Linked DNA regions of Homo sapiens: region 1 is linked to region 2. Evidence: read pairs that join two places in POLR2A ChIA-PET (ENCODE). Cell type or tissue: PC-9. All regions are shown on one strand. Links, peaks and the distances in the headings refer to the core of each region. The heading gives the core; the rest is flanking DNA. Region 1 overlaps ZFAND3-DT (ZFAND3 divergent transcript). Region 2 overlaps ZFAND3 (zinc finger AN1-type containing 3).

Region 1 (16,068 bases), core at 3,559-11,558, 170 kb before region 2:
TTCATTTAGGAAAACACCTTGATGAGTCTTCATAGAACATTTTGGTGAGAAAGAGGACAGACTGTGGGCCCAAGCTGGAAGAGAAGACCAGGCTAAGAGGAACTGAATTGCTTTGCATAGCAAAGGAGCAGGGTAGGAGGCCCAGAAAGGAGAAGAAGAGAGAAAAGCCCAGGGTTCCCAGCTGATAGCACTGACTGGATGCAGACCTCAGGAATGTTGGTTGGAGCTGAATATGGCTGTCCTTGTTTCATGGAGCCTGGACCCCATGGTTCATCCTAGTCCCTCCTTGAACCCATCCACTTTGGCTGCTTTTCTGTCCCAGGTAGGATTTAGAATTTGTGATCCTCACTGGGCCTAGAGTGCAATCACGTGCAATCACGTGCAATCATAGGATCAAGAAGGAACCTAGGAGAGACCCCCTCCAATGACAGAGAATGGCCAATACCTTTGAGTGCCTGCTCTGTGTTCTAAGAACAGGCAACACTCTAACCTATAGAGATAGAAATCAGAATGGTGATAGCTTTTGTGAGGGGCTGGCTTCTTGGGTGCTGGAAATGTTCACTATCTTTTTTTTTTTTTTAGACGGAGTTTTACTCTGTCACTCAGGCTGGAGTGCAGTGGCAGGATCTTGGCTCATGGCAACCTCCACCTCCTGGGTTCAAGCGATTCTCCTGCCTCAGCCTCCTGAGTAGCTGGGATTACAGGCGCCTGCCACCAGGCCCGGCTAATTTTTGTATTTTTTAGTAAAGATGAGATTTCAACATGTTGGCCAGGGTGGTTTCGAACTCCTGACCTCAGGTGATCCACCTGCCTCAACCTCCCAAAGTGCTGGGATTACAGGCATGAGCCACCGCGCCCAGCCGGAAATGTTCACCATCTTGACCTGGGTGGTGGTTATACAGAGGTGTGGTCTCTGTGTGTTTCTGTATATAAGTCAAGCTGTACATTTTAGACGTGCACTTTTTTGTATGTGTTAGGTTGGTGCAAAAGTAATTGCGGTTTTGACATTGCATATAATGGCAAAAACTGCAATTACTTTTGCACTGACCTAATACATTATACTTTAATAAAAGCAAACAAAAATTGGCTGGGCATGGTGGCTCACACCCGTAGTCCCAGTGCTTTGGGAGGCCAAGGTGGAGGATTGCTTGAGGCCAGGAGTTTGAGGCCAGCTTGGCAACATAGCAAGGGCCTGTATCTAAAAAAAAATTAAAAAATTAGCCAGTCATAGTGGTACATGCCAGGAGTCCTAGCTACTCAAGAGGCTAAGGTGGGAGGATCCCCTGAGCTCAGGAGTTTGAGGGAACAGTGAGCCACGCACTTCAGTCTGCAACAAAGCAAGATTTGTCTCTAAAACAACAACGACAGCAAAAACCCAAACAAAAAATAAGGAACAACAGGAATGACTTTATAAAGTTACAGAATGGTGCAACCCTCACCACAATCTTTTGCCCATTTGGCCTCATTTCTTTTCACACCCCCAGTCACTGGTAACCACAAATGTACTTTCTGCCTCTATGGATTTGTCTCTTCTGGACATTTCATACAAACAGAATCATACAATATGTGGTCTTTCACTAAGCATAGTGTTTTTGAGGTTCATTCATGTTCTAACATGTATCTGTGCTTTTTCTCCTTTTTCTTTTTTCTTTTGAGGCAGGGTCTCACTCTGTTGCCCAGGCTGGAGTGCAGTGGCATGATCTCAGCTCATTGAAGACTCCACCTCCTGGGCTCAAGTGATCCTCCTACCTCAGCCTCCCAAGTAGCAGCAACTACAGGTTCGTGCCACCATGCCCAGCTAATTTTTGTATTTTTTGTAGAGATGAGATCTCCCTGTGTTGCCCAGGCTGGTCTTGAACTTCTGGGCTCAAGCGATCTGCCTGCCTCAGCCTGGCAAAATGCTGGGACCACAGGCGTGAGCCATTGCACCCAGACTTTTGTCCTTTTTATTGCTGAATAGTGTTCCAATGTATGGCTATACAATTCACACGTTAATGAATATTTCAGTTTTTTCCACTTTGGGATATTATGAATAACACTGATATGAACACTTGTGTTCAAGTCTTTGTGTAGAATATATTTTCATATCTCTTGGGGGGTAGATACATAGGAGTGGAATTGCTGGCTGGTATAGTAAACTTATGTTTACTCTATCAAGAAACTGCCAAATGATTTTCCAAAGTATCTGTACCATTTTATATTCCTATCATTTTACATTCCACGTGAAGTTTCCTACCATTTTACATTCTAGATGAGGGTTCCAGTTTTTCCATATCTTCACCAAGACCTGTTACTGTATGTCTTTTTGGTAACAGTCATTCCAGTGGATGTGAAGTGATATCTCACTGTAGTTTTGATCTGCATTTCTATAATGGCTAATGATGTTGAACATCTTTTCATGTGCCTAATAGCTATTTATATACCTTGTTTGGTGAATTATCAATTCAAATGTTTTGTCTGTTTTGTTTTGTTTTTTAGGCAAGGTCTCACTCTGTTACCCAGGCTGGAGTGCAGTGGTATGATCACAGTTCATGGTAGGCTTGGCTTCCCAGTTTCAAATGATTCTCCCATCTCAGCTTCCCAAGTAGCTGGGACTACAGGTGCATGCCACCATGCTTGGCTAATTTTTTTGATTTTTAGCAGAGACAATATCTCACTATGTGGTCCTGGCTGATCTCGAAATCCTGAGCTCGAGCAATGCTCTCACTTCAGCCTCCCAAAGTATTGTGATTGCAGGCATGAACAACTGTGCCCGTCCCTTTTGTCCATTTTTAATTGTTGTCTTTTTATTATTGAGTTTCAAGTGTGTGTGTGTGTGTGTGTGTGTGTGTGTGTGTGTGTGTGTGTACTTCTTGGATAAGTTTCTCCCAGTCTCTGGCTTGTCTTTTCATTTTTTGGATGGCATCTTTTGAAGCATGAGTTTTTATGGACTTCTTTTCTTTTTTGCTTATTTATTGATGTATTTATTTAGAGGCAGAGTGTTGCTCTGCTGCCCAGACTGGAGTGCAATAATGCAATCATAGCCCACTGTGGCCTCCATCACTGTGTCAGCTGGACTTTTTAAAAATGAAACCAAAATAAACTGCTGTTGTGCTTAAGCCACTGTTTTTTGGGGTGTCTGTTATAAGCAGAAAATAACTCATGCAAGGCTGTTTTTCATGCACCAGTTCCCGTGGGCCATGCAATATGTACAGTATGGAGCATGAACAAGAAAGTGCAAAATTCTAAGAGGAATATTGGGAAATAAACCTTCTTTGGGTATTTGGCATTTGAGTTTGGAGATGAGTCAGGAAGTTTTCTTAGGCAACTCATCTGTCAGTTGTCTTCAGGTTGCTGATACTCACTCAGTCTGGCCAAACTAGGTCCCTTCAAGTTTTCAAAACAAATTCTATCAGTCTCTGTATTTTTTGGGAAAAAATTGAGGGGTGGATTCTAAACAATTTCATAGGGAAAGAACTCCCACCGCACAGCACACAGCTTCATAAGCCTCTATAAAATTAGACTGCTCTCCCTCAGAGTTCTGAGTGGGCTACCAACCTGGGAAACTGTCCTCACTCCCCTAAGCCTATGTCTTTTCCTGGGTCCCTTTTCTTGGATCTCTCTCAGGGAAACTTTCATTGTATTTATTTATTATTTATTTTATTTTATTTTCATTTTTTCTTTATTGAGATGGAGTCTCACTCTGTCACCCAGGCTGGAGTGCAGTGGTGCGATCTCAGCTCAACTGCAGCCTCTGCTCCCCAGGTTCAAGTGATTCTCCTGCCTCAGCCTCCCAAGTAGCTGGGATTACAGGCGCCCACCACCATGCCCAGCTAATTTTTGTATTTTTAGTAGAGATGGGGTTTCACTATGTTGGCCAGGCTGGTCTCGAACTCCTGACCTCAAATGATCCACCTGCCTCGGCCTCCCAAAGTGCTAGGATTACAGTCGTGAACCACCACGCCCAGCCTACTTATTTATTTTGGAGACAGGGTCTCACTTTGTCACCCAGGCTGGAGTGCATGGCAACATCATGACTCACTGCAGCCTTGACCTACTAGGCTCAAGGGATCCTCCCACCTCAGCCTCCTGAGTAGGTGGGACCACAACTGGAACCAGAGGTATGCACCACACTCAGCTAATTCTTTATTTTATTCATTAATTTTTTTGTAGAGATGAGGACTCACTATATTGCCCAGGCTGGTCTTGAACTCCTGGGCTCAGGCAATTCTCACGCCTTAGCCTCCCAAAGTGCTGGGATTACAGGTGTGAGCCACTGCACCCAGCCCAGGGATTTTACTTGTAGAGCTTATCAGTTAGTCCCAGCTGCTGCCACCAACCTTGTGCCAGCCTGCCCGTCACAGACCAGGTCCCACCCCATGGGTAATAAATCACTTCGTTCTGGCCACGCAGCTATCCAGTGTGGGTGAGGCATCTTCCACCTGCCAGCCTTTCTGATATTTGAGGAAGCTCTCAGATTCCAGAGCATCTTTTCTTCCACTTTCCAAACACATCTTTACTTGAATGCCAGCCATGTACCATGCTCTGTGCCAGGTGTTTTAACTATATAGTGTCATTTAGTCCTCAAAGAGCCTTTACTACCAGTGACTGCATTGCACAAGGAAGGTAACCAAGGTTCTGAGGGGTTGAATAGTTCTCCCTACATCCCACAGGGAGTAGAGGATCCAGCTGGGGTGTCCATGCTGCTATCTTCTCTTGGCCACTGCATATTGACCACATCTGGTGGCCCAGTCTTTACACTTAACTCTCCTTGTCACTTCTCATTCTCCTTGTAAGCTCCCCTGGAACACTCAGCTCAGAGTCCACTGACCTCAAGACTTTCTACTCCACAGCCTAGAAACTTCCTGAGGCTCAGACTATGTCCCCGTGATTAGAAGAGAAGCCCCATAAAGGTAGGCCCAGTGGTGCTTTCTTTCTCTAAATTCCTCTCAGCACCTGGCAAGGTTTTTCTTTTCATTTTGAACTCCTACTGAGATGAAACATTCATACAGAAAAGTGTACGAACCATACCTACACAGCTCAATGAATTCACACAAACTTAATGCACCCATGTAACTAGCACCAGGTCAAGAAATACAATATTACCGACTGGATGCAGAATTGCTGGAGCCCAGGAGTTCAAGCCTGAGCAACATAGTGAGATCTCATCTCTAAAAGAAATTTTAAAATTAGCCTGACATAGTAGTCCATGCCTGTGGTCCCAGCTACTCGGGAGGCTGAGGTAGGAGGATCACTTGAGCTAGGGCATTCAAGGCTGCAGTGAGCCGTGATTGCACCATTGCACTCCCGCCTGGGTGACAGAAAATATTACCAATTACTAGCCCCCCACAAGTCCCTCCAGTGTCCCCTTCCAGTCATTCCCTGCCCCTTGCAAGGCTAACCATTCTCCTAACTCTTGATATCATAGATTAGTTCTGCCTGTTTTTGAACTTGATATAAATGAAATCGTGTAGTAGGTATTCTTTTCTGTCTGGCTTCTTTTGCTCAACATTAATTTTATGCAAATCACTCCTATTGTTGTGTGTAGCTGTAGTTTGTTGGTTCATTCTCATTGAGAAGATTTAGGAGAGGATGAAAATTAAATATCATGTACTGTGGAATAAGAGACATGGTCTTGAAACCGGGCTCTGCCACTTACGAATTGAGTGTTGGACAGCTCATTTAGCCTCACAAACTTTGGTTTCTCATCTGTAGCATAAAGAAGATAAAATTTCTTTTGAGTGGCACTTGTAAGATTTATATTAACTACAATAACCAAAGTGTATAAAGCACCTACTAAGTTACTCCATGTGGAAAGCATTTAAAAAACAGAAGCATTATTAATTATTAAGGACTTATTTGCTCAATGATCTCTGAGAAGGAAATTGAACGCAATAGTTTTGAATTCTCAATGTTCATGTTTCCCCCGTATGTGCGTGCGCATGCACATATATAAACACATCTAGCTTCACACCTGTGTACTCACACCTGTGTGTACACACTCCTCCTGTACATGTGTATACACGCACACCCTCCCACCAGCATGAGCAGTATGTGGATTTTTTCTTCCAGCAGCCCTTTCAAGAACATACACCAGATGGGATTGGGTCTGCTACATGACTGAGCAGCCCCCACATCAGAAAGTCATCATCATTGAATCCATCATGTGGTGCAGCCTTGGCAAGGGCACAGCTCCTCGTCCTGCCCAATGGGCCGTGGAGGAATGCCTCCTCCTCCAGAGCAGAGAGCAGATATGGGCAGGCAGTTGCCAGGCAGTTGAGCCGGGAGAACAGATGGCAGCTGCACAGCCTCCTTCTAGCCCAGTTTCCTGGCTGCCGGGGAAGGAGTTGCAGGCGGCAAGGATCCTGCAGAAACCGCCCTCCCTATAACAGGCCATCTTGCCCTCTATCCTCTTACTGGGCTTTGGAGGTCCCAATCCTGCCCTGGTTCACCACCTGTGTGGCTTACCAAGCTGTGCAACTTGGGGCAGGATGAATATCCTGAGTGCTGGTACTAGAACTCTAATTCTCTAATCTCAGTTATAACCTCAAGTCTGCTCCTTTACTCCTAATCAGAAGACAACTAGCCTTACCTGATTAATCATGACCTTAGGAAGAAACCCCTGGATAATTTTAGCAAATATCACATCTCTCAAATCTACACACACACATTGTCTCCAGGTATAGGAGACACTGTAGATGCCAGTCTGGTCCGTATCCCTCAGCCCTTACCACTTCAGTGATCCCACCAAATTCCAATGGCCCGTCTCTGCATGTCTTTGCCTGAGGGTTTTCTCTGAAACCAGAGAAGCCTGTTTTGCCTGCAAAGGCAGGCTGAAGTGCAATGATCTATGTCAACTATTGATGGAAGTGGGTATATAAAACTCAGTGTGCCACCTCCCCCGACTCCTCAGATGGGATGGCTTTAATGTGAGGTTTTGCACAGTCACTCCCAATGATAACTGGCTCGATGATACACCCTTTATTGGCCACCTTGCCATCCCCAGCTGTGTTCTCTGTACCCCTCAATCCTTATCTCAGGCTCAGCTTCTGGGGAAACCCAAACGAACACACCAATCTTTTTTTTTTTTTTTGAGACTGAGTCTCGCTCTGTTGCCCAGGCTGGAGTGCAGTGGCGCGATCTTGGCTCACCGCAAGCTCTGCCTCCCAGGTTCATGCCACTCTCCTGCCTCAGCCTGCCGAGTAGCTGGGACTATAGGCACCTGCCACCACGCCCGGCTAAGTTTTCTTAGTACAGGTGGGGTTTCACCGTGTTAGCCAGGATGGTCTTGATCTCCTGACCTCGTGATCCACCCACCTGGGCCCCCCAAAGTGCTAGGATTACAGGCGTGAGCCACCGCGCCTGGCAATGAATACACCAGTCTTAACCTTTCGACTTCATCCTGTACATCTGAGCTTCTTTCCAGGTCATAAGCCTTTCCTTGAGCCACTAATTCTGTCTGGCATTCCAAATGTCTACTCCTGACTCTCAAGCCCAACCTCCCCAACTCTGGCTCCTTCCCTAATTTCACCCTAATAATGAATTCTAACCGTTTTATCCTAAAACTCTCTTTTTCACAAACAGCCTTGGTTCTTCTCCTCGAGTCAGTTCTTGGAGTCCATCCCAGCCACACATGGTGCATTCACCCCTAGAAATGATCTGTACAAACAAGCAAGGGACTTGATAAAAAACTTCAGGCCAGTCTCTGGGATCTCAGAGTTACATGGCAGCCTGGCTGTGGCTTCTGGCTGCTTTTTTAAAACCTCTAGACAAGAACGGGGAAGGCTGGGGCACGTGTCCTGGATGGTTCACCCCAGGGAGCTCAGGGCTGGCATCAAGCCTGATGGGCTGGGCCAATTCATGAAGTTCTTGGCCATTTATTGGTCTCTAAGCTGAGCCCGCTTGAGATGAGGTGGGATGGGGCAGGCTGTGGGGGCAAGATTTCTCTCAGCTGCCTGCTCCCCAATCCCTGCAATATCCTGTCTTTCCCCCTTTAATTTTCTCCTTTTCTTTTTTGCCTTTAAGCAACAAATAGAGGACTTAAAAAAGAGTGCCCATGTAGGCAATTCAAACATTAGCCAAGGTTAATTCACATATTTCAACTGCATTTTAGATATCTTGAAAATCAAAATTCCGAAACCATCATTCTCAGCAAACTATCGCAAGGACAAAAAACCAAACACCTCATGTTCTCACTCATAGGTGGGAATTGAACAATGAGAACACATGGACACAGGAAGGGGAACATCACACACTGGGGACTATTCTGGGGTGGGGGGAGGAGGGAGGGATAGCATTAGGTGATATACCTAATGTAAATGACGAATTAATGGGTGCAGCACACCAACATGGCACATGTATACATATGTAACAAACCTGCACGTTGTGCACATGTACCCTAAAACTTAAAGTATAATAATAATAATAATAATAATAATAAAGAAAATCAAAATTCCTAGATACAATTAAGAGACAAATGACAGAGAAAGAATTTGCAGTGCATATGACAATGAGTTAATATTCTTAAAACCAACATTAATGGCTGGGCGCAGTGGCTCATGCCTGTAATCCCAGCACTTTGGGAGGCCGAGGTGGGCGGATCACTTGAGGTCAGGAGTTCAAGACCAGCCTGGCCAACATGGTGAAACCCGTCTCTACAAAAAGTAAAAAAGTTAGCCAGGTGTGGTGGCAGGCGCCTGTAATCCCAGCTACTGAGGAGGCTGAGGCAGGAGAATCGCTTGAACCCAGGAGGCGGAGGTTGCAGTGAGCCAAGATCGTGCCATTGCACTCCAGCCTGGGCGATAAGAGCAAAACTCTGTCTCAAAAAATAAAATAAAATAAAATAAAATAAAATAAAATAAAATAAAATAAACCAACATTAATATCTTAAGCTAAATAAGAAAAAAAAAAGCTCCTGTAGAAAAACGGACAAAGGACATAAACAGATAATGCCATATAAAAGTAAATTCAAATTCAAATGGTATATTTATATACATTAAAAAACCCAGACCTCATTAATAACTCCCAAAATGCAAATTAAAACATCTATTATGTGCCATTTTTTACCTTTGCATTGGCAATGATTAAAGAGAATGATGATATCTCCAGGCTACGGAGGTATGGGGAAATCTGCTTTCTCATTCACTATTGGAGGGAGTGTAAATTGGTATGAGCTTTCTGGAGGGAAGTTTGGCCATATACAATGAACGTTAAGTGGCATTGAAATTCTTTTTTTTTTTTTTTTTTGAGACGGAGTCTTGCTCTGTCACCCAGGCTGGAGTGCAGTGGTGCAATCTCGGCTCACTGCCACCTCCACCTCCCGAGTTCAAGCGATTCTCCTGCCTCAGCCTCCCGGATAGCTGGGACTATGGGAATGTGCCACCATTCTTGGCTAATTTTTTGTATTTTTGGTACAGACAGAGTTTCACTGTGTTAGCCAGGATGGTCTCCATCTCCTGACCTCATGATCCGCCCACCTCGGCCTCCCAAAGTGCTGGGATTACAGGCATGAGCCACTGCGCCCAACCAGCCTTCCATTTTTTTTTGAGATGGAGTTTCGCTCTTGTTGCCCAGGCTGGAGTGCAATGACCTGATCTCGCTTCACCACAACCTCCACCTCCTGTGTTCAAGCAATTCTCCTGTCTCAGCCTCCCAAGTAGCTGGGATTTACAGGCACTTGCCACCATGCCTAGCTAATTTTTACATTTTTAGTAGAGACGGGGTTTCACCATGTTGGCTAGGCTGATCTCGAACTCCTGACCTCAGATGATCTGCCCGTCTTGGCCTCCCAAAGTGCTGGGATTACAGGCATGAAACACCGTGCCCGGCCTGAAATTCTTTTCCTAAAAAATTTATCTAAGACATTAATAGGACAAATGGACAAAGATGTTCATTGTAAAATTGTTTATAAAAGTGGAAAGCTCACGCCTGTAATCCCAGCACTTTGGGAGGCTGAGGCGGTCGTATCACGAGGTCGGGAGATCGAGACTATCCTGGCTAACACAGTGAAACCTCGTCTGTATGAAAAATACAAAAAATTAGCTGGGCATGGTGGCGGGCACCTGTAGTCCCAGCTACTCGGGAGGCTGAGGCAGGAGAATGGTGTGAACCCGTGAGGCAGAGCTTGCTGTGAGCCAAGATCGTGCCACTGCACTTCAGCTTGGGCGACAGAGCAAGACTTGTCTCAAAAAAAAAAAAAAAAAAAAACAGTGTGTGGCATTCCCCTGTCCCCCAATTCTCTCTTGTTCTTGCTTTCACCATGTAAAGTACCTGATCTTGCTTCACTTTCTGCCATAAGTAAAAGCCCCTTGAGGTCTCCCCAGAAGCTGAGCAGATGCTGATGCTATGCTTCCTATGCAGGCTGCAGAACCATGAGCCAATTAAATATCTTTTCTTTTATGAATTACCTGGTCTCGGGCATTTCTTTATAGCAATGCAACAACGGCCTAATACAGTGCTCAGTAAGTGTCTTTTGAATGAATAAATGAAAGCAAATGAATCAATGAGAGAAATGAATCAAGAGGAGATTCTTTAAATAATTCACCCATACAATAGTCAGTAGCCATTAAAAAGAAACAAATAATAATAACAATAGCACGTGTTTATGGAGCTTTTTTTTTTTTTTTTTTTTTTTTTTGAGACAGAGTCTCCCTCTGTGGCCCAGGCTGGAGTGCAGTGGTGCAATCTCAGCTCACTGCAACCTCTGCCTCCCAGGTTCAGGCGATTCTCCTGCTTCAGCCTCCCAAGTAGCTGGGATTACAGGTGTGCGCCACCATGCCTGGCTAATTTTTGTATTTTTAGTAGAGACAGGGTTTCACCACGTTGGCCAGGCTGGTCTAGAAATCCTGACCTCAAGTGATCTGCCTGCCTAGGCCTCCCAAAGTGCTGGGATTACAGGTGTGAGCCACCATGCCCGGCCTGAGCTTGTACTACACACTACATACTACGCTAAGATTTCCTCACAGATTATATACTTTAATCATCACAATAAACCTATGAAATAGGTAGATACTACTAGGGATGGTCAGGATTTTCTCATGGAACATAATGAAACTCAATTTAAATTGTGCAGGTAAAAGAAGGAATTTATTGGCCCATGTAACTGAAAAGTCCAGAGGGTAGCTCTGGCGTCAGACTTAGTTGGATTGAAGGACTTAGACAACGTTGTGATGATTTAGTCTCTCTCTCTCCAACTCTCTTCTTTCCCTTCTGTGGGCTCGATTCCCCAGGCAGCCTCACTACAGATGGTAGGTCCTTCAGCAGCTCCAGGCTTACATGGTCTTTGGGACACTTGATCTCAGAAGACAAAGCTCACAAGTCACCCTAGGGAGGGCCCTGCCTTTCCCTGAGCCAATCCCAATTCCTGTGTCCAGAAGGATAGGGCTCCCTGACGAAACCAGTGAGTGTGTGCACCCCTGAAGAGCAGGGAGAAGTAGGCAGATAAAAACCACAGCTCATTACAAATGCCTCCTTTACAGATGAGGAAACTAAGACACAGACCAGCTAAGTAACTTCCCTCAAGTCTCTGAGCTAGTAGGTGGCAGAGCCCACATTTGAACTTAGGCAGCCTGACTTTTGAACTTAGGCAGCCTGAGTTTGGAGCCCATGATTTTAGTGTGATAGTTAATGTTACATGTCAACTTGACTGGGCTGCACAGTACCCAGATATTTGGTTAAATATTATTATGGGTGCATCTTTGAGGTTGAGATTAACATTTGCTACAGTCTGAATACTTGTGTCCCCCAACACACATAGTCCCCAGTTTATATGTTGAACTCCTAATCCCCATGGTGATGGCATTAGGAGGTACAGCCCTTTAGAAGATGATTAGATAATAAAGGCACAGTCCTCATGAATGGCATTAGTGTCCAAGGGAGCTCATTTGCCCCTTCTACCATATGAAGACATGGCAAGAAAGTACCATCTATGAACCAGAAAGTGGGCTCTCATCAGATCAAATCTGCCAGTGGCTTGATCTTGGACTTCCCAACCTCCAAAACTGTGAGGAATAAATTCTTGTTGTTCATAAGCTGCCCACTTTATGGTTTTTTTTTTTTTTTTTTTTTTTTTGAGATGGAGTCTCACTCTGTCGCCCAGGCTGGAGTGCAGTGGCGCAATCTTGGCTCACTGCAAGCTCCGCCTCCTGGGTTCACGCCATTCTCCTGCCTCAGCCTCCCGAGTAGCTGGGACCACAGGCGCCTGCCACCACGCTAGGCTAATTTTTTGTATTTTTAGTAGAGACGGGGTTTCACTGTGTTAGCCAGGATGGTCTTGATCTCCTGACCTCGTGATCTGCCCACCTCAGCCTCCCAAAGTGCTGGGATTACAGGCGTGAGCCACCGCGCCTGGCCCTTATGGTATTTTGTTATAGCAGTTTGAATGAATTAAAACAAAATGGTAGACTGAGTAAAGTAGATTGCCCTCCCCAAGATGGGCAGGCCTATTGAAGGCCTGAACAGAAGAAAAGGCTAAGCAAGAAAGAATTTGCTGTCTGCCTGAAAGCCTTTGAGTTGGGACATCCATCTTCTCCTGCTTCCGAATCAGACTAGAACTTACACCATGGATTCTCCTGGTTCCCAGGCCTTTACACTGCAAATCTTGGGACTTCTCTGCCTCCATAATTGTGTAAACCAATTCCTTATAATAAATCTCATATATAATTTCCCATTGGTTCTGTTTCTTTAGAGAACCCTAACTAAAAGACTATACTGCAGAACTATATATGGAAGATGTACGTGACTTATTTCAAAGTTAAAAAAAAATCAGCTAGAGTATACTATGTGTTACATGATTCCATTTATATGACCATACACAAATGAAAAGCCTAGACGGCTATATACCAACTGTTAGCAAAGGGTATCTCTAGAGGACGATGGTATTAGGGAGGACTTCTGCTTTCTCATTGTTTGAATTTCTTTTTCCCCACAAAGGTCAAGTATTTCTAGGAAAAACAATTATTTCCATTCTTGAAAATAAATTTAAAAGTCAGCAAAATCAAATTTCACACCAAGATGGGTGTGAGCAGCAGGGAAATCAGCAATTGCTTCATGAACGTGAGGAACATGGGACGTGAAATGGCAGCATTTTCTCCCCTCCTCCCTTTCTCCCCGTCGCACTCTTCATTTTATTTAATTCATTTTTAGTTTCCTGAGACAGGCTGGAGATGGTATGCTTGGTTGCCCTTCTTTTCCCTTGGCTCTGAGAGTTTATCCATGCCAACTGGACCATAAGTGACTAAAAGAATCAACTGCACATCAGAAAACTCAAGGGCCAGAAGGAACCTTAGAGAGGATCTCGTTCAATGCCTTTTGAAAAAAAATTTCTCATCCCCTTGGAAAGCCAAATTCAAATGAAAGAGGAGAGCAAAACTCAGAATTCTTGCTCTCTGAGAACATAGCGTAAAAGCCACTCGTCTAATCTAACCATATTGTTTTGCAGAGGGGTCACTCGTCTAATCTAACCATATTGTTTTGCAGAGGGGTCTCAGGTCTTCCACTGTAGGCCAACTGTACCTCACATTCCTGAGTCTACATAGGTGACTTGGAGTGCATGTATTCTGGACTTTCAGAGGCTTAGTAGTCCCTGAATTAGGCAACAAGAAATGTGACTGGGCAGGGTCTCTGCCTCCTGCTCTGGTCACAGATGCCCCACTTTCTCTTTCCTGGCAGCCCAAGGCCTTGGATCCAACCTGGATTATTGAAATTGGCTCTCATTCTCTCCAGAGGTCCAGGATGTTATAGGGTTCTCTGCTCTCATTCGTCAGTCAGGGTCAAGGGACCCAAGAAAAAGGAGCTAGGGAAAATAACTCAGTGGCAAGGCAAAGAGCCTTTGTTAAGCTCATAAAACTAGAGTTGGGAACTGAGATTAAATTTTACAGATAATATTAGGATTAGAATTAAATCTAGAGTTTGGATTGGACATTGGGGCTAATACTAGGTTAGGATGGATTATAATGATGACAAGTTTTGAACTGAGAGTGAGTTTCAAGGGTAGGGATTAGAATTAGAGTGGAGGATCATCTGCTTTCTCTCAGGTCTCTACAAGTCCCTTCTTTTTGGTAAAGTCTTCCAGGGCTAAGTAGGTCTTTTGAATTCTTACCAAGAAGGCAGCCATTGTTTGCTCCTGACCTTGAATCATACCAGGCTCTTTTCTATACACCCTCAGTTCCTACTTCAAAAGCTCTGGCTGCTGAAGAATTAATATTATCCTTTACTAGACCCCACTGAGCACGTAGATGGCTCCTTTTGGGCCAATGGTGATTGCAAACTACTCCCAGGAGTCACATCACAGGTTCATCTGGAACATAATACACGACAGAAAATAGTCAAGACAATTACGACAAAAGCACTCTGCCAATTACCCCCACACTTTGCTCCCCTAATTTGATGATGCCCTGAAATTTTATGTCCTCTCTGAGCTTTCAGTCAACTAAGTGGGCTTGTTATAGGAATTGGATCAAGGGCTCTATAGATAGAGACACTGGGAACTAAGAGTAAAGAGTTATCTGGCTAGGAACGTCATAAGCAGCAGCTAAATACTGTCTCATCTCATACAACTTCAGTGTGACAAAAAAGCTGGCAGCCTTGTGATGAATGAGGTCAGAAAAAAAAAAAAGCAGAGAGCTTCAATGTCTTCTAGGGAGGGTGGGTTGGTAACTAAGACATTCCCCCAGGATTGTCTAACTATGACTCCAATCCATTTGTGGGTCTCACATTGACTAACAAATTATTGTGCTTTTATTCATACAACATTTATTGAACGCCTCCCAAATGCACCTTGAGTATTGTGTATATCACAGTAAACAAAACAGACATGATTTTTGGAGAGGAGACTCACAAATACATATTTAAACTATGATAGGTACTATAAAGAAAAAGAGTGCCATGTAAGATAATAATGGGGCCACCAAATTTTGATTGGGGCTTGGGTCAGGGATGACTTCTTTGAAGGAGTTCCATTTAAATTCAGGTCTGAATTTGTTTAAGTAGGAGTCAGTCTGTTGAAAATCCTTAACATGTCAATTGTTCTTTATGCTTTTGAAGTTCAGCTGCAATTTACTCCTTTATGGTCTGTGGTGGACATTTTTTGGAATCTTTGCCAAGTACATAACTTTGAGAACATAGCCTACAAAGATGGGGTTCTGGCAGCCATGTCTGCTTTACAAAACAAAAAGACCTGACTACATAACTGCCCTGTTGGTCAAAGGTGATTGTACCAAGAGTACACAAGCGGACATAAATCGAACCAATCAGTTTCTTTCTCCTGGGGATTGGGATTCATAGATACTAATTAGTCTCTGTTTGTTCTTGAAGTGAGGCTGGGTAAACCTGGATTACGTTCCCAAAAAAGCAGTGAAAACAGCTCTGCCGAGATTATAAAGCAGCTTTGTAGAGAGAAGCAGAGATGGAAGAACCTGTAACCAGAGAGAAAAAGATATCGAAAAAAACCAAACACTTGGCTTCCTGTTGATGTATTAGGTACCTATTTCAGTCCTTCATGCGATCTTACTGCTCTCTGTGTCCTTGGGTTGTATAAGATTATCTCCTTGTGTTGTGTGTATACATATAAAGAGAAAAGGCAGCTGAAGCAGTCAGGAACAGGAGGACAAAGGAATGGAGATGTGGGAAAGCAAGGTATTTGAGGAATGGCAACTAGTGTCTGCTTCGCAGAGTGAATAGAGAAGAGTAGAAAATGAAGTCTGAGAGGAAGACTGGAACCAAATTATCTACATTATATGTAGGGACCTGCTGGTGAATGCTACATTTTATTAATCCTTTTAGTCTCCAGAGTGCTTAGCAAAGTCCTTGTGTATACTGGGTACTGAATAAATGTTTGTTGAATAACTGGCAAACAGGAAAGCAGTTTGGAAAATGACAATCACTTTTTATGTTGAATTCTCCTTTTAGTTGTCGAGTTTCCTTTTCTGTACATAAAAGAAAATCATCAAGATGCCAAGAGAGATAATCCCACTTAATCTTTGTTAAACTCAAAGGCTGTTAAGTATCTCACGCATGTGGGAATTTTATGTCGGCTTAAATGAAGATTTAAGGGTAATATGAATCCAATGAGAGCAAGGTGTGCTGTATGGC
Region 2 (16,068 bases), core at 2,619-10,618:
GGTGAGAAAGAGGAAGGGCCACACTTTAACACCATGAGCTCTTGTGAGAGCTCCCTCACTATCATGAGAACAGCATGGGGGAAACCACCCCCATGATCCAGTCACCTTCCACCAGGTCCCTTCCTGGTGGGGACACGTGGGGATTACAATTTTAGATGATATTTGGGTGGGGACACAGAGCCAAACCATATCACCAGACAATCATGATGTTTGTGAATGAAGACAGTTTTACTTCTTTCTCTCCACTTTAGATACCTTTTATGGTCATGTGTCTCTTAATTGTGAGGATGCATTCAGAGAAATGCATTGTTAGGCAATGTCATCATTGTGCTAACATCATAGAGTATACTGCACCAAATACTGTAGGCAATTGTAACACAATGGTAAATATTTTAGTATCTAAACATAAGTAGAAAAGGTATAGTAGAAATATAATCTTATGGGACCCTCATTGTATATGTGGTCTGTCATCGACTGAAATGTTGTGTTACGTCGTATAACTGTATTTCTTTTCTCACATGATTGTACTGGTTAGACTCTTCAGTACTATTTATTTATGTATTTATTTATTTTTGAGACTGAGTCTCGCTCTGTCGCCCAGGCTGGAGTGCAGTAGCACGATCTCAGCTGACTGCAACCTCTGCCTCCCGGGTTCAAGTGATTCTCGTGCGTTAGCCTCCCGAGTAGCTAGGATTACAGGTGCCCACCACTACGCCTGGGTAATTTTTGTATTTTTAGTAGAGACGGGGGTTTCACCATGTTGACCAGGCTGGTCTTGAACTCCTGACCTCAAGTGATCCGCATGCCTCAGCCTCCCAAAGTGCTGGGATTGCTTACGGACATGAGCCACTGCACCCAGCCTACAATGTTGAATAGAGGTGGTGGGAGCAAACGTCCCTTTCTGTTGCTGATCTAAGAGGGCAAGCTTTCAGTCTTTCACCAGTAAGTATGAGATTAGCTATAGGTTTTTCACAGATGCTCTTGATTAGGTTAAGGAAGCCCCCTTTTATTTCTGGTTTGCTGAGTTTTTTGTTTTTTTTTTTTTTCAAATGAAGAATGAATGTTGAATTTTGTAAAATGCTTTTCCTTCCTTCCTTCCTTCCTTCCTTCCTTCCTTCCTTCCTTTCCTTCTTCCTTCCTTTCTCTCCTCTCCTCTCCTCTTCCTTTCTTCCTTTCTTCCGTTCTTCCTTTCTTCCTTTCTTCCTTTCTTCCTTCTCACTCTGTCTCCCAGGCTAGAGTGCAGTGGCTTGATCTCAAGCTCACTGCAACTTCCGCCTCCTGAGTTCAAGTGATTCTCCTGCCTCAGCCTCCTCAGTAGCTGGGATTACAGGTGCCCACCTCTATGGCTGGCTAATTTTCGTATTTTTAGTGGAGACACAGGGTTTCACCATGTTGGTCAGGCCAGTCTCGAACTGAGACTGTGCCTGGCTGTAAAATGTTTTTTCTATGTCTGTTGAGATCATGTTGTTTTTCTCCTTTAATTCATTAATATAGTGAATTAATTACACTGGTTGGGTTTCAAATGTTAAAGCAGTCATACAATTTTGGGATAAATTCCGTTTGGTTGTGATACATTCTATTTTTGGATAAAATTTTGCTTAGAATTTTTGCATCTACATTTCATCATGGATGTTGGTCTGTAGTTTTATCTTGTAATGTCTTTGTCTGGTTTTGTTATTAGAGTACTTCTGAACTCATAGAATGAGTTGGAAAGTATTCCCTTCCTCTTTAATTTTCTGTTAGGGGTTTGTTTAGAGTTGCTGTTGTTTCTTCTTTAAATGTTTGATGAGATTCATGAATGAAGCCATCTACACAGGGAGTTTTCTTTGTCAGAGAGTTTTAACTGCAAATGCAATTTCTTTGATAATGATACACGGTTATTCAGAATATCTATTTCTTCTTGAGTGAGCTTGTCTTTTAGTGCGTTTGTCCATTTCCTCTAACTTGTATTTATGGCATAAAGTTGTTTATAACATTTCATCCGTCTCAGCTCACTGCAACCTCTGCCTCCTGGGTTCAAGTGATTCTCATGCCTCAGCCTCCTGAGTAGCAGGGATTACAGGCGCCGGCCACCACACTGGGCTAATTTTTGTATTTTTAGTAGAGATGGGGTTTTACCATGTTGGCCAGGCTGGCCAGCATTTTATGCTTTTAATATGCATAAAACTGTAGTGAAGACACCTCTCATTTCTGATACTGATAATTTGTGTCTTTTTTTTTTTTCTCTAGTCAGTCTGGCTAGACATTTATCAACTTATTGATAATCTCAAAGACCCCTCTTTTGGGTTTCATGGCTTTTTTCTGTTTCATGAATTCTCACTTTAATCTTTATTTCCTTCCTTCTACTTTGAGTTTAATTTGTTCTTATTTTCTTTCTTAAGGTGGGAACTGAGTTTATTGATTTGAAATCTTTTCTAATAAAGATTTAATGCTAAAATTTTTCACCTCGTTACTGCTTCAGTGGCAGCCTGCAAATTCTGCTGTGGTGGTGTTTTAATATCCATCTCTGCTAATTTCAACACCTCTGTCAGTTCTGAGTTGGTTGTGATTATTCTTTTCATGGTGGGTCAAGTTTTCTTACAACTTTGTGTATTTGATTATCTGTGTTTGGGTGGCAGATACTGTGAGATTTACTTTGTTGGGTGCCATGTATTTCTGTAAATGTACAAATCTTGAGCTTTGTTCGAAGATGCAGTTAAGTTACTTGGAAGCAATTTTGTCTTTTGGAATTGTGCTTTTATGGTGTGTGTGTGTTTAAAAGTGGGTTTGGAGAGGTGCTCAATGTAGAGTTAATTGTTCTCTACTTCCAAGATAAAACCTTCTTGAGTACTCTATGCAATGCTCCTGAATTATGAGTTTTTCCAGTCTGACATTGGGCACAGGCACTATTCCTTGCCCTGTCTATGTGCGTCTCAAGCCCTGTCAAAACAATCCATTACGATGGTTCTTTGCCTGGCATCAGATAGTTTTTTCGTATGCATGTGCTGACCTGTACTTGGCTGAATAATCAGGATCCTCTCCTGATATATAACTCTTCCTTGTGTGTTTTTCTGTTCTGTGAACTCTAGCTGCTTTGTTCTCATCAGGCCTCTTAGCTTATTTCCTCAACTTACCACATCTGCTGAGTAGGACCAGCTATATAATTAGCAGGGCCCAGTGTAAAATGAAAATGTGAGCCTTTGTTAAAAAATTATTTAGTTTCTTAAAATTCTAATTTTAATCAGATCATTAAACCAAGCACTGCACCCTTCGGAGCTGCAGCTGCACAGGTTACATGCCTACCAAGCCAGGGCTACTGCTGTACTCCACTTCATGTTCCCTTCTCTGTTCCATGGCCCAGTAATTCTCTTCAAGGCAATAAGCCAAGACAATTGTAGGGCTGGTCTCCTTTGTTTCCCATCTCTCAGAGGTCACTGTCTTTTTTTTTTTTTTTGCTAGATATCCAGAGTCATGAAAATTGTAATTTTTGTCTGTTTTTATTTGTTTTTGTTTCAGGCAGGAAGAGAAATCCAGTCCCTGTTAACCTGCCTCGCTTGGATGTAGTTGTTTTTAATGTACATTTTGTTTAAGGACCTTGTAGTAGCTGCTTTTGTGTCAGACTAGGCAAAGATTTCCCTATTTGGCCTCTTGGCTTGGTGCCTTGTTTAGAGCTGTTTGGGTAAAATCTCTCTTGTATCATTTGCTGATCTGTTTTCCAATTTGTTTTCCTGGTAACCATCAACTCATTTTCTGAATTGTATCACTTGATTTGAAGCAAGTATTAGCTTCCTGCTTGAAACCACTCTACCCTTATTCTTCTTTCTGCTGCATTTAACTGCAAACTGCAATGGGTGAGGACAATTCTCTTCTTCCACCTCCTGCACAATACATCCCCTTGCAGTACAATTTGATCGGCATTTGTGCAGTAAGGTATTAACAGCTTTTCAGATATGCCCTGCCCTATTAGCAAGAATATACAGTGATACAAAAATGAATTTGTCAAGAGTTTTATGACTTCATGATCTATCGTACAATATTAATCCTGCTGCAGTGTTATTAAGTCATTTTTCATCTCCCCTCAAATTAATGTTGACGTTCTATTACTGGATTTGTTCTTGTCCCCAGATTAAAACATAAAGGAAAAAAGCCTTCCCTGCTGCAATATTAAAATTAATTGTAGGGTAAGCAGTACCTAGCTTGGTGAAGTAGATTCCTGCTGGAAAATTTATAATGGGAATTTATTTCTCTGCTTTCTATTTGTTCTTGTGCACAAAAAAGCACAATTGGAATATACTTCTGAGGGCACCAGGAGAACATAGCAAGGAGCAGGGGGTACATTTAAAGTACTGAGTTTCCTAAAAGGGAAATGAGGAATCAGTGGTCTGAGCCTAAGGCAACCATACCTAGCTGGTAGTTCCAGCCTAGAGGCTGATAGGGATGCTTGTGGTGATAGATGTATAGGTAGAACAATTTTGGCTGACTTAGGATGGTATTTTCTTCATAGGAATAGCGTGTTTCTTGTATTTCAAGACATTTGGGGCACTTAAACAAAAACTACAACATGGTGAGGTCAACAGTTATAAATCACAGTACGACCTTGTTCAGGACTCTGGAATGAGAAGACAGCTGTTATCTTTGTTTCAGATTTGGACTAAGTGATGCTGTTCTGTGAATATTCTCTTTTAAAAATAACTGTTTTCACCCATATTGAAGCCAGGATCATCAGCTTCATGTCTGTGACCACTGTAGTGAGATCTTAGGGTATTGTGATTTTTGGTCATGGTTAGGTAGGTGCTTTAGAATGCTCATTGTTACTGTGGGAGGATCATGGAATTCTCAGTAAGTTTTGTTATAAATTCTAAATTTAAAATTTGTAATATGTAAATATATATGTGTATGTTTTTGATGGGAAACACCAAAATATATAGTGTTTGACTCTGGGTGGTGGCTTGTGGGGAAATAATATTATTTAAAAAATTTTTCCTTGTAGAAGGTCAACATGAGTTGTGTAAACCGAAGAGTGTCTGAGATAAGTCTCAATTTAGGAAGTTTATTTTGCCAGGGTTAAGGATGCACCTGTTACAAAGCCTTGGAAGGTCCTAATGCCATGTGCCCAACGTGGTCAGGGCACACACAGCTTGGTTTTATATATTTTAAGGAGACATGATACATCAGTCAGTACATGTAAGATTTACAGTGGTTCAGTTTGGACAACTCAAAGTGGGGAGAGGGCTTCTGGGTCATAAGCAGGTAAATGACAGTTTCATTCTTTTGAGTTTCTGATTAAGGTTTCACAGAATACGCCATTTACAAGGATAGTCATTTATGCCTTAGTCTGGCTTAGTGAAACAATAGGGCAAAGGAAGCAATCAGATGTGCGTTTGTCTCATGTGAGCAGAGGGACAACTTTGAGTTCTGTCTTCTGTCTGTCCTTTGTCCACAAGGAATTTCCTTGTGGGCAAATGGTGAGGGAGGTATGTAGCTTTTTTTTTTTTTAATCTTTGTATGTATCTTATTTAGGGATAGAATAAGAGTCAGGTTTGCCATATGCAGTTCCCAGCTTGACTTTTTCCTTTGGCTTAGTGATTTTGGGGTCCCGAGATATATTTTCCTTTCACAGTTGTGCAATAAAAATGTAGCCAATTATATATATTTTTATATTTGTAAATGACATAAGCAGTGGAGCAGCCTTCTAGAGGGTGAAAGATGATGCAAATATAGTCATGTGTAACAATGTTTGCATCAAGGGCAGACCACATATGCAACAGTGGTCCCATAAAATTATAGAGGAACTGAAAAAACTCCTATTGCCTAGTGACGTGGTAGCCATCCTAACACAATACATTACACATGTGTTTACGATGATGCTTGTGTAAGTATATCTACTGTGCTGCCAGTTGTATAAAAGTATAGCCAGTACAATTATGTACACCACATAGTGCTTGATAATGACAAGAAATGACTATGTTACTGGTTTATGTATTTATTATGCTATCTATCCTTAGAGTATGGTATTTATTTTTTTAAAAAGTTAACTGTAAAGTAGCCTCAGGCAACTCCTTCGGGAGGTATTCCAGAAGAAGGCAGTGTTGTCACTGGAGATGATAGCTCTATACCTGTTACTACCCCTGAAGACCTTCCAGTAGGAAAAAATCCTTGTGGAGGTGGAAGACAGTGATGCTGATGATCCTTACCCTGTGTTGACTTAGGCTAATGTATGTGTTTGTGTTGCAGTTTTTAACAAAAAGTTTAAAAAGTAAAACAAAAAATAAAAATGTTTTAAAATAGACAAAAGCATATAGAATAAGGATATAAAGAAAATATTTTTGTACAGCTGTACATTGTGTTTGTGTTATAAGCTAAATGTTAATACAAAAGAGTCCAAGGTTTTAAAAATTCAGAAGTTTTATAATATAAAAGTTACAGTGAGCTAAGTTTAGAAGTAGAAGGAAAAAATATTTTAAACAATAAATTTGGTGTACCATGTGTACCGTTTATAAACCCCACAGTAATGTGCTAGGCCTTCACATTTACTGACCATTCACTTACCCAGAGCACCTTCCAGTCCTGTAAGCTGCCTGCATGGTAAGTGTCCTATACAGGTGTACCAGTTTTTATCTTTTTTTTTTTTTTTTTTTTTTTTTTTTTTGAGATGGAGTTTTGCTCTTGTTGCCTAGGCTGGAGTGCAATGGTGTGACCTCAGCTCACTGCAACCACTGCCTCCCGGGTTCAAGCTATTCTCCTCCTGCCTCAGCCTCCCAGGTAGCTGGGATTACAGGCATGAACCACCACACCCGGCTAATTTTGTATTTTTAGTAGAGATGGAGTTCCTCCATGTTGGTCAGGCTGGTCTTGAACTCCCGACCTCAGGTGATCCACCCGCCTTGACCTCCCAAAGTGCTGGGATTACAGGCGTGAGCCACCCCCCACCCCTGGCCCCATTTTTTATCTTTTATATGGTGTTTTTACTCTGCCTTTTCTGTTTTCAGATATGTTTAGATTCACAAATACCTTTGTTTTATAATTGCCCACAGTATTCAGTACAGTAACATGCTTATACAGGTTTGTAGTCCAAGAGCTATAGGCTATACCATATAGCCTAAGTGTGTAGTAGGCTATACCATCTAGGTTTGTGGAAGTTCACTCTATGATGTTCACACAACAATGAAATTGCATTTTTCAAAAGATAACCCCATTGTTCAGCAACACGTGACTTACTTTGGGCAGTGCAATGAAAAAAGCTGAAGGATAATTATTTATTTCATGATTGCATCATCCTTCACTGTAGGTGATTCCATCATTTTTCTTTTTTGGGTTATAGTCTTTTTGAAAGCACAGTTGGATATAATTGATGAGTAGTGGTAAACTATCTGGATGATGAAATGTTAACATGTTTCAAGATATAGGAAAAATAAGATCGCTAAACTTCCATAATGTGTCTTATATTTATAAAGTGAGTCTATTGGACCAATATGGTAATTGCAAGATAGAGCATGAAATTTCTTGCAGTGACTCAAAAGTATAAAGGTCATGAAATGCCAATTCTTACAATTAGTTAGAACTGCTGAGAAAGAAACTAAAACAAAAATTGAGTCAGATGAACTAAGTGTTAAGAGCTTTAAAGGTAAAACTGTCCAGGTTTCCCGTTGTACATATGAGAAGAGGGAGTATATTATCAGTGGCAGAGCCATGGGTTGGAATGGGGGCTCAGATGTGCAGTCTTAGCTTTCACATTCCCTCAGGTGGTACTAGAAAGCAAACTAAAAATTTGAACAACAGTCACTCCCTTGTGAGTTCCTCTATAGTTGATGGTAGGATGTGAAGATGGTACTTTCTGAAAACATTTAAATTGTATATGATTACATAATTTGAACAAAGCAGTGTATCAGTGCTAAAAGCTAGTTGGCAGAAACTTTTGTCTTAAAAGTGATTTATTTAAAACTTCTACTGAAGCCCAGTGGACTTCTACATTCCAGCATCCAGGTGTCCAGTACTCTCATCTATAAGAGTGAGCTACTCGTCTAGAGGCTAAGGCAAGTTTCAGCTAGATCCAGCTAAGCTGGTCTGAACTAGTGGAATGAGCCAGTTGTAGCTGTTGTCATTGCATCTCCCTTTTGAGACTATGGAAGCCTAGGACTTAGTCTGTTAATTATCAGAGAGGTCATTGCTGTATGTGTTACGTGTTCATGGGGCTACTGCAGCAGTTATACTTTTTTCAGCAGTCTCAAAAAGTTGAATGTGAAAAATGTCTGAAAAAATTAAAAAGGGATGTTTTATTTCTAATTGTTCAATGATATAAGACTTCCAGTACTTTAGTTTTAGTTTCTCTCAGTCTTTAGTTTATTAAATAAAGATCTATAAACTAGGCAATGAGTGTTTATTGAGCATCAGGTATGTAAGGCACTAGAGGAATGTGATACTCAAGGGAATTCTTTTATAAAATAAAATTTCAGCTGGGTGTAGTGGCATGTGCCTGTAGTCACGGCTTCTTAGGAGGCTGAGATAGGAGGATCACTTGTGTCCAGGAGTTTGAGGCCAGCCTGGGCAACGTAGCAAAATAAAAATAAAATAAAACAAACATTTCTTTGTAATGAAATAACTCAGTTTAACAAATACTGATACATTAAGAACCTAGGCTCATGGCTGTAATCCAAGCACTTTGGGAGGCTGAGGCGGGCAGATAGCTTGAGCCCAGGGATTCGAGACCAGCCTGGGCAACATGGTGAAACCCTGTCTACACACACACATGCGCCTGGTGGCACGTGCTTGTGGTTCCACACACACACACACACACACACACACACCCCCACACACGCCTGGTGGCACGTGCTTGTGGTTCCAGCTACTCAGGAGACTGAGGTGGAAGGATTGCTTGAGCCCAGGAGGTTGAGGCTGCGGTGAACCAAGATTGTGTCACTGCTCTCCAGTGTGGTGACACAGTGAGACCCTGTCTCCAAAAAAAAATAACAATAAGTAAAGTTTAGGTTGGTGTTATTACTTAAGGTTCACAGTGCCACCAACATACAAAGCACATGTAGTTGAAAAGTAAAAAGAGGAATAGATAAAGGAGAATTAAGTTAGAAGAGGTAGATGAGACAGGAGAGGCAGATGTTTGTCAAATTGTGAAGCTATGTGGAATTTGCTTTTATTATTCTAGTCTCTTTTTATGCCTGAAATATTTTGTAATCTCAGATCTATCCATCCATCTAACAAGTCTTTATCAAGCACCTCCTGTGCTAAAAGCATTTTGTTGCTGTCCCAAGACTGAAACAGATAACCAGCTCTCTCAGGGACATTTGTATTTTAAAAGGAAAACACAAAAGTAGACATTGTCTGCAGATACGTTTGATTTGGCCTGCAGTGTTTTCAAAGTAGGGGAGATGTCACATAAATTCTGAGTTTGGGTTCTCTTTACAAAATATAATTTTTTTTTTCTTTTTACATTTCTTTGTGGCTCTGGTTGGCAGGAGTTGAGTAGATATTGCCCATTAGACTGGCAGGTATCCTTGAGTTTGCCAGTCTAAACTACTGCCTGTTGTCCTGAGCCTAGCTTACTTTACTCACTTACATTACCTGCCTTATCCTTTAGACATTTGAGTTTGTGGTCTGTTAAGTGACTGAGCTCTCATGGGATTCACCAGCTGTTACCTAGGTGAGTATTTGAATGGATTTTTGGGGTGGTGGCAGTGGTTGCATGTTATAGGCACCAGAAATTATGTTCAGTAAGCCACTACCAGTACCTGCTGTGCAAAGAAACATCTTCCTTGGGGAGTGAAGAACTAACCACCAGTTTTCTTGTGACATTTGTTGGTTTTTTTATCCTTAGTTTAGTGGATAAAAATAAGCGTTTAATTAGTGAAAACCCGACTACCTCCCAACCCCGTCTGTCCAGCTTTATGTTGACCTGGCTTTTAAAATCATTTATGTATTTATTTTCGCATTTTCGCAGTTCATTTAGTCTTCTTTCTCTATTTAGGAAAGTTTAATCATTATAGCAAAGGATGAGTCTCTGAAGAAGGGAGGATTGTTATATTATTTAACTATCCATACTTAACCAGGAAGGAGCATATTTTCCCCTCATTAAGAAGCCTAAGTATTAAAAAGCAATTAATACTTTATTAAAACCACAGTTACACCAACCTAATAAGTGACAACTATGTCAGTGGAAAAAAAAAATCTAGAATGTTTACTAAATGTTCCAGGCACAGGGAATACAAAGATAAGTAAGACATGGACTCATTCAGATAGCCCACAACTTATCAGTGTCAAAATTTACATTTCCTGAATATAGGGCAATGATTTATCTCTGAGAATTAATAGCCTTGAAAATATTTAAGAATATTTAGGCTGGAGTGGGACTTTACTTTGAATCAGATTGTGTTACCTGCTGTAAAGTGTGAAATTTAATCCCAGTTCTAGAAAACATTATAAACTCAGAACAAAGGAGTGGAGTTAGAAGTGAGTGGCCAGTGGAACTCTCAGCATGAGAGAAATTCATTTTTGTGATCTGATGAGTCAGAGGTTGCGGGTGGTGATGTTCAGAGGAATACATTTCTAGATTTTGGAAAAAATGATTCAGTTTTGAATTTGCTCAAGAAGTCCTCCTAGTAACAATATCTAGCATTTCTTTCAATTGGTGAGTATTAACCAAAAATGTTTACAATCAAATAAGAAGTTAGTAGTAGGCATAGAATTCATTTTATAGAAACTTTAGACCCTGGAGTGAATTATTCTGATAAAGATGATGATACCTATAATTGTGTGTGTTAGTGGGACTATAAATCTGAATCTATAAATCTAAAAATGTAGTAGGCATCTCAGTGAAGTGATTGTACCCTTTCAAATGGTTGTTCCAACTCACCTGCAGAACCTTTGTAAACTTTAAATACCCTGGCCCTGCCCCAGACTTAGTGACTCTAAATCTTAACCCCTGTGTAAGCACTGCTGTTCTGCCACAGAATTTCTGAGATCATTTGCTAGCACTTTGTTGAATCAGGATGGAGAGAGGGGAGAGGAGCAGGAGCCAGATACTCAGGTTGGGGTGACATGCCAATTCTCCTCACTGGAAAGTGGCACAGATGTAGTGACCCTCGGTCATGGTTTGTTTGGTCTCAGCTGCCCTTTCTTTAGAAAGTTGCATTATTACTGTTGGACATGCCTTCAAAATGAAATATCCTCTTTAAAATAAGCTCTTTTGAATAGATTTAGTATTTTCCGGGAATAAATTCTGAGTTTCTCAGGCAAGTCCAGAACTAAACTAATTACTTGCATATTCTTACTCTTACAGAAGCATGCTTTAAAAACTGCTGGTTAAAGTTATTGCAGTTAGAAGGAAATATTGTGTGAATTAAATTTTTTAAAAAAAGTTTTTAATGCTTCCTTAGAAGAAAATATTAATTTTGCCAATAAGTAGAAAAAACTGGAAGCAAAGTTCCTATAGTAACGTTATCTTTGCCTTTACACAGCTGCATTATTATTACCCCATTGGCCTGTGTGATTAATGCTTTTTCCTCACAACTGTGGAAGCACATAGGATTCTTTCTGTATCACTGCATATGAACTTCAATGCTGCTTTCCTAGTAAGCTGTGTAAATATGTGGTCTCAATATGTATCTCCAGTTTGACCTTTATGCTTTTACTCCTGCCAAACTTTGTCCTTGCTGTGGTATCTCACTACATCTATTGCAAACTTTTCCTCATCTGCCAGAAATGTCATTGCTCTAAAAATTTTTATTTTGTCTTTGTATCTCGCAATTCCTGACATTATGCATTATTTTCCCCCATGTAGTTCAAGCTGTTCATTTTCTCTCAGTAAAGCTTCTGTTTATAAGCTTACTGTTTTTTGTTGTTTTGCAAAATTAAAATATATTGCTTCCTAAATGCTTATTTGGCTCCCTGTCTTTGAAGCCAGCCTCATTCTGAGTTAAAACAAATATCTTACATTGATTTGTCTTCATAGTTCTTCTGGTTCCTCTTGTTCCTGTTGGTTATTTAAGGATGTGGCCTTAACTTAGATTCTTAGCTCCTCCTTTCCTCCCTCCTTCCAACATTATTGAATATTTGCTCTATGTTAGGGACTCTTTTGGTCTCCAGAAATAGAGCAGAGAGCAGCTTCCTGAGTGGTGTGCTTGTTCGCATGTTTTTTTAAGGGTCTAGTTTTATTCATTCCACAAATATTTAGCTGAATTTTTTTTTTTTGAGACAGAGTCTTGCTCTGTCACCCAGGCTGGAGTGCAGTGGTGCGGTCTCAGCTCACTGCAATTTCCACTCCCGGTTTCAAGCAATTCTCCTCCCTCAGCCTTCCCAGTAGTAGCTGGGATTACAGGCACCTGCCACCATGCCTGGCTAATTTTTTGTATTTTTAGTAGAGACAGGGTTTTGCCATATTGGCCAGGCGGGCCTCAAACTCCTGACCTAAGGTGACCTGCCTGCCTTGACCTCCCACAGTGCTGGGATTATAGGCATGAGCCACCATGCCCAGCCTAGCTGAACATTTAAGGTATACCAGGTACTATCCTAGCATAGGGATATAGCAGAAAATAAAACTGGCAAAGTCTCTATCTTAAAATACCTTGGTTTGGGTGGCTAAAACAATAAATTTATTCCTCATAATACTACTGAAGGCTGGGAAGTCCAAGATTACATGCTGGCTATTGTTGGGTTCCTGGTGAAGACCCTCTCCTTGGTTTACAGACACCTTCTTGCTGTGTCCACATGGCAGAGAGAGAGAGAAAGAGATCAGCTCTCTTGTTTCTTTTTATAAGGGCACTGATCCCATTCGTAAGAACTCTACCTTCATGACCTAAATAGCCCCACAAGTCACCACTTTCTAATACCATACATTGAGGAATAGGCTTTAACATACGAATTTTGGGGGGACACAAACATTCAGTCCGTAGCAATAGATAAAGAGCAAGCCACATAAGTTATCTGGGGAAAGAGTGTTAGGCAGAGGTGACACCAATTGCAAGGGCCATGAAACTGGGAGTGTTCCAAGATGGGTTCAGGAACAGCCAAGAAGCCAGTGTTGGCTGGCACGGTAGTTTTTGTGATTTTAGTTTTTGTGATTTTATTTGCATTTAAATCTGGAATCCATCTGGATGTTAATGAAATGAAATGCTGTTTCTAGAAGAAGGTTGTTGAAGTAATACTCTAGAAAGTTAGGATGCAGAGCCAGAGGCACAGTGCTCACCTGATCTGGGACATGGAGCAGTTTTCTCGAAGAGTTTCAAGAAAAGATACCATAACGGAGACGAGCCTTGTCTCATGCTTCTTATATTTATCCTCTGGGAGGATTTCGTTGGCTGTTACTGGTATAGCCCAGGACAGTGGTTCTCTAACTTTAGGGCTGAATCAGCATCATCTGGAGGGCTTGTTAAACTATAGACTGTTAACTAAGTAAGTCCCACCTCCAGAATTTGACTCTCTAGGTCTGGGTAAGAGCTGGAGAATTTTCGTTTTTAGTAAGTTTTCAGGTGATGGTGATAGTCCTGGACAATACTTTGAGAATCACTGGCCTAGGGGTTCTGAGCTTAAGCTCTGGAATGAGAGTTTTGCATTCAAATTTCTGTTCTGGTATTTACTAGGCTATGATTTGGGGTACTTTTGTGTGTATATTCCCCCTCCCCTCAAGCCACAGTTTGCTTTCTTTGAACCCAGGGTATGTACTTCCTAGAGCCACTGTGAAGACTAAAGAGAAATACTGTATTTGAAATAGCACATAATTGAAACCTGGCAAGTGCTCCTAATAAATATGAGTTGCTGGTGCTTTTACTGAGCTCTCTTTTTGGTTAGAGTGTGTCTGACCCAGTGCTGCTCAATAAAAATATGTAACATAATTTTAAAACTTCTAGTAGCCATATAAGCAAAATCAAAACAAGGCAAAATAAATGAATAATTTTAACACAACATACATGAAATATTTTAAAATATAATCAGTATAAAAGTATTAAGGTTTTAAAATATTATTTTCTTTATACTAAATCACTTAATTTGGTGTGTCTTTTGTACTTAAGCACGTTTCAGTTCAGACCAGTCACATTTTAAGTGCTTAATAGCCACATGTGGCCAATGACAGCTGTTTCACATGGTACCAGTTTAACCAGCACTCTTCCTCACCCTTTCCTCTTGGCCACCTCCATTACAGATTCTTAGTCTAATTAGTTATAGACGTGGAAGTAAGCTTGTTTTAGTTAATGCACAAAGAATGACCCCAGGCATGGCAGGCATCCTTGACAGGCTTTTCTGTCTCTTAAAAGTTCAGTCAGGGATAAGAGTTTGTCTTTGTGGGAGTCAGTTTTCACTAAGGATGTCATGTCACTTATAACCCAATGTCCTTTGAAAGATCTCTTTTTTTAAGTTCTGTGGGTTTGAATATTTCCCACTGGAGGAGGGTCTCTGGAAACCTCAGGAGTCTAAGGAATAACTCCGCCTGATTCTTAAAAGCTAGTCACGTGTGCTAACATTGGTTTCCAGAACTCAGCGTCTTGACTCATTGGACAGGCATTTTCCCTCTGTGTGTCTGTGGAGACTGTTGTGAAGGAGGATCCCCTTAGGATTTGTGATTATTTTTATTTTATTAATTTAATTTAATTTTTTTCATTTTTAAAATTTATTTTATTATTTATTATTTACTTTATTTTCTTTGAGACCTAGTTTCACTCTGTCACCCAGACTGGGGTGCAGTGGTGCAATCTTGGCTCACTGCAACTTTTGCCCCCCAGGTTCAAGTGATTCTCCTGCCTCATCCTCCCGAGTAGCTGGGATTACAGGCGCCTGCCACTACACCTGGCTAATTTTTGTATTTTTAGTAGAAATGGGGTTTTACCATGTTGGCCAGGCTGGTTACGAACTGCTGACCTCAGGTGAGCCACCTGTCTTGGCCTCCCAAAGTGCTGGGGTTGTTGCAATTTTAATAAACAGGGAAATTTCACTTGCCCCTGTGTTTCTGCACAGTAGCATATTTCAAAGGCTTGTGGTGTACTTTTGTCTTCAGTTAAGTATTCATTTAGCAAATATCCGAGTACCCACTGTGTGTCTGTCAGTTTTCTTACGCTTTTACAGACCCTATTTTGGAGTTTCATATTTTTCAGTGATTGTTTTTTAATCTTTTAGCTTTTATATTATAAGCTACTCAATGAAATCCTACCAGAAGGAGTTTTGGTTATTAAACTTTTGTATTTGTTCAGGATTCTTTTGACATTTAACCCATTTGAAAATAAATATATGAAATGTTAAGATTTTTTTGCCTGTGGTGATAAATCATGTTTGGTAATACCTTTAAATTTATAAATGGACAATGTGATTTGCATTTTTTTGAAAATACTTTATTCTTGCTGACTGGCTTTTTAAAAAATTGATTGGGACTTTTCTTGCAACTTATGTAACAAGTTTGGGAACTGTGTTGTTTCTTAGACTAGGCTTTTAAATTCACTCACCCTTGAAGGGCTCTCTTTTGAATTTGTATTTCTAGGTAGTATTTCCTATGCTTACAAAAAAAGGAATTTTTTGTCTTTGCTGCCCATCATGTATCAGCATTTAATTTATCTTTTGCTACTGAGAGAAAATGATGATTTGGGTGTGTTTGGCAATAGAAGCAAAACCTAGTATAGTGCAAATAAATGAAAAGAGTGGAGCTCCCACAATCATTCTTCTCCTCTATCAACTTTATTGTTTAAAAAGGTTCAAACCTACAGGAAAGTTAAAACACTAGAACAGTGAATTCCTATGTATCTTTCACTGAGACTGAGCAGTTACTTGCATTTTTCCACGTATGCTTTCCCTCTCTTCTTCTCCCTTTGTTTTTTTGCTGTCTTGTAGCTGGTTGCAAACATTGACACTCCACCCTTAAATTCTTCAGCTTATTCTCCCCAAGAATAAGGATATTATTTTACATTGCCACAATATTAAGAAATATACCTAAGAAAAATATCAATAATTCCATAAAATTGAATATACAGCCCCATTCAAATCTCTTTAATTGCCCCTCAAATGTTTTTTATTGTAGTTTTAAAATTAATCCAAGATTAGGTTTAAGTGTTTTATTATGTCTCTCTTATTTTCATCTACGCTGGTTCCTTTGACAAATTT

The links. Peaks named below come from ENCODE experiments on the same cell type or tissue, not always from the same donor. Only the 100,000 strongest peaks of a DNase experiment are listed, where the experiment ranks them.
Region 1: POLR2A ChIA-PET joins it to region 2 with 5 read pairs; 7 of 35 experiments call an interaction of 5 or more read pairs at or near these places.

The regions. Positions count from the first base shown.
Region 1 is chr6:37,801,607-37,817,674 of GRCh38, forward strand. It overlaps ZFAND3-DT (ZFAND3 divergent transcript), which reads right to left. Exons shown (of 2, transcript XR_007059569.1): 2 at 14,708-16,068. Among named protein-coding and RNA genes, the nearest start is that of ZFAND3-DT, 9.7 kb to the right of the region's middle. RefSeq lists an enhancer at 5,053-5,222 and a cis regulatory region at 5,138. In PC-9, for the core only: no CTCF peak of the experiment used is centred there; DNase peaks (open chromatin) are centred at 4,025 and 6,775.
Region 2 is chr6:37,976,746-37,992,813 of GRCh38, forward strand. All of the region lies in intron 2 of ZFAND3 (zinc finger AN1-type containing 3), which reads left to right. Among named protein-coding and RNA genes, the nearest start is that of ZFAND3, 170 kb to the left of the region's middle. In PC-9, for the core only: no CTCF peak of the experiment used is centred there; no DNase peak of the experiment used is centred there; H3K27ac peaks cover 421 bases.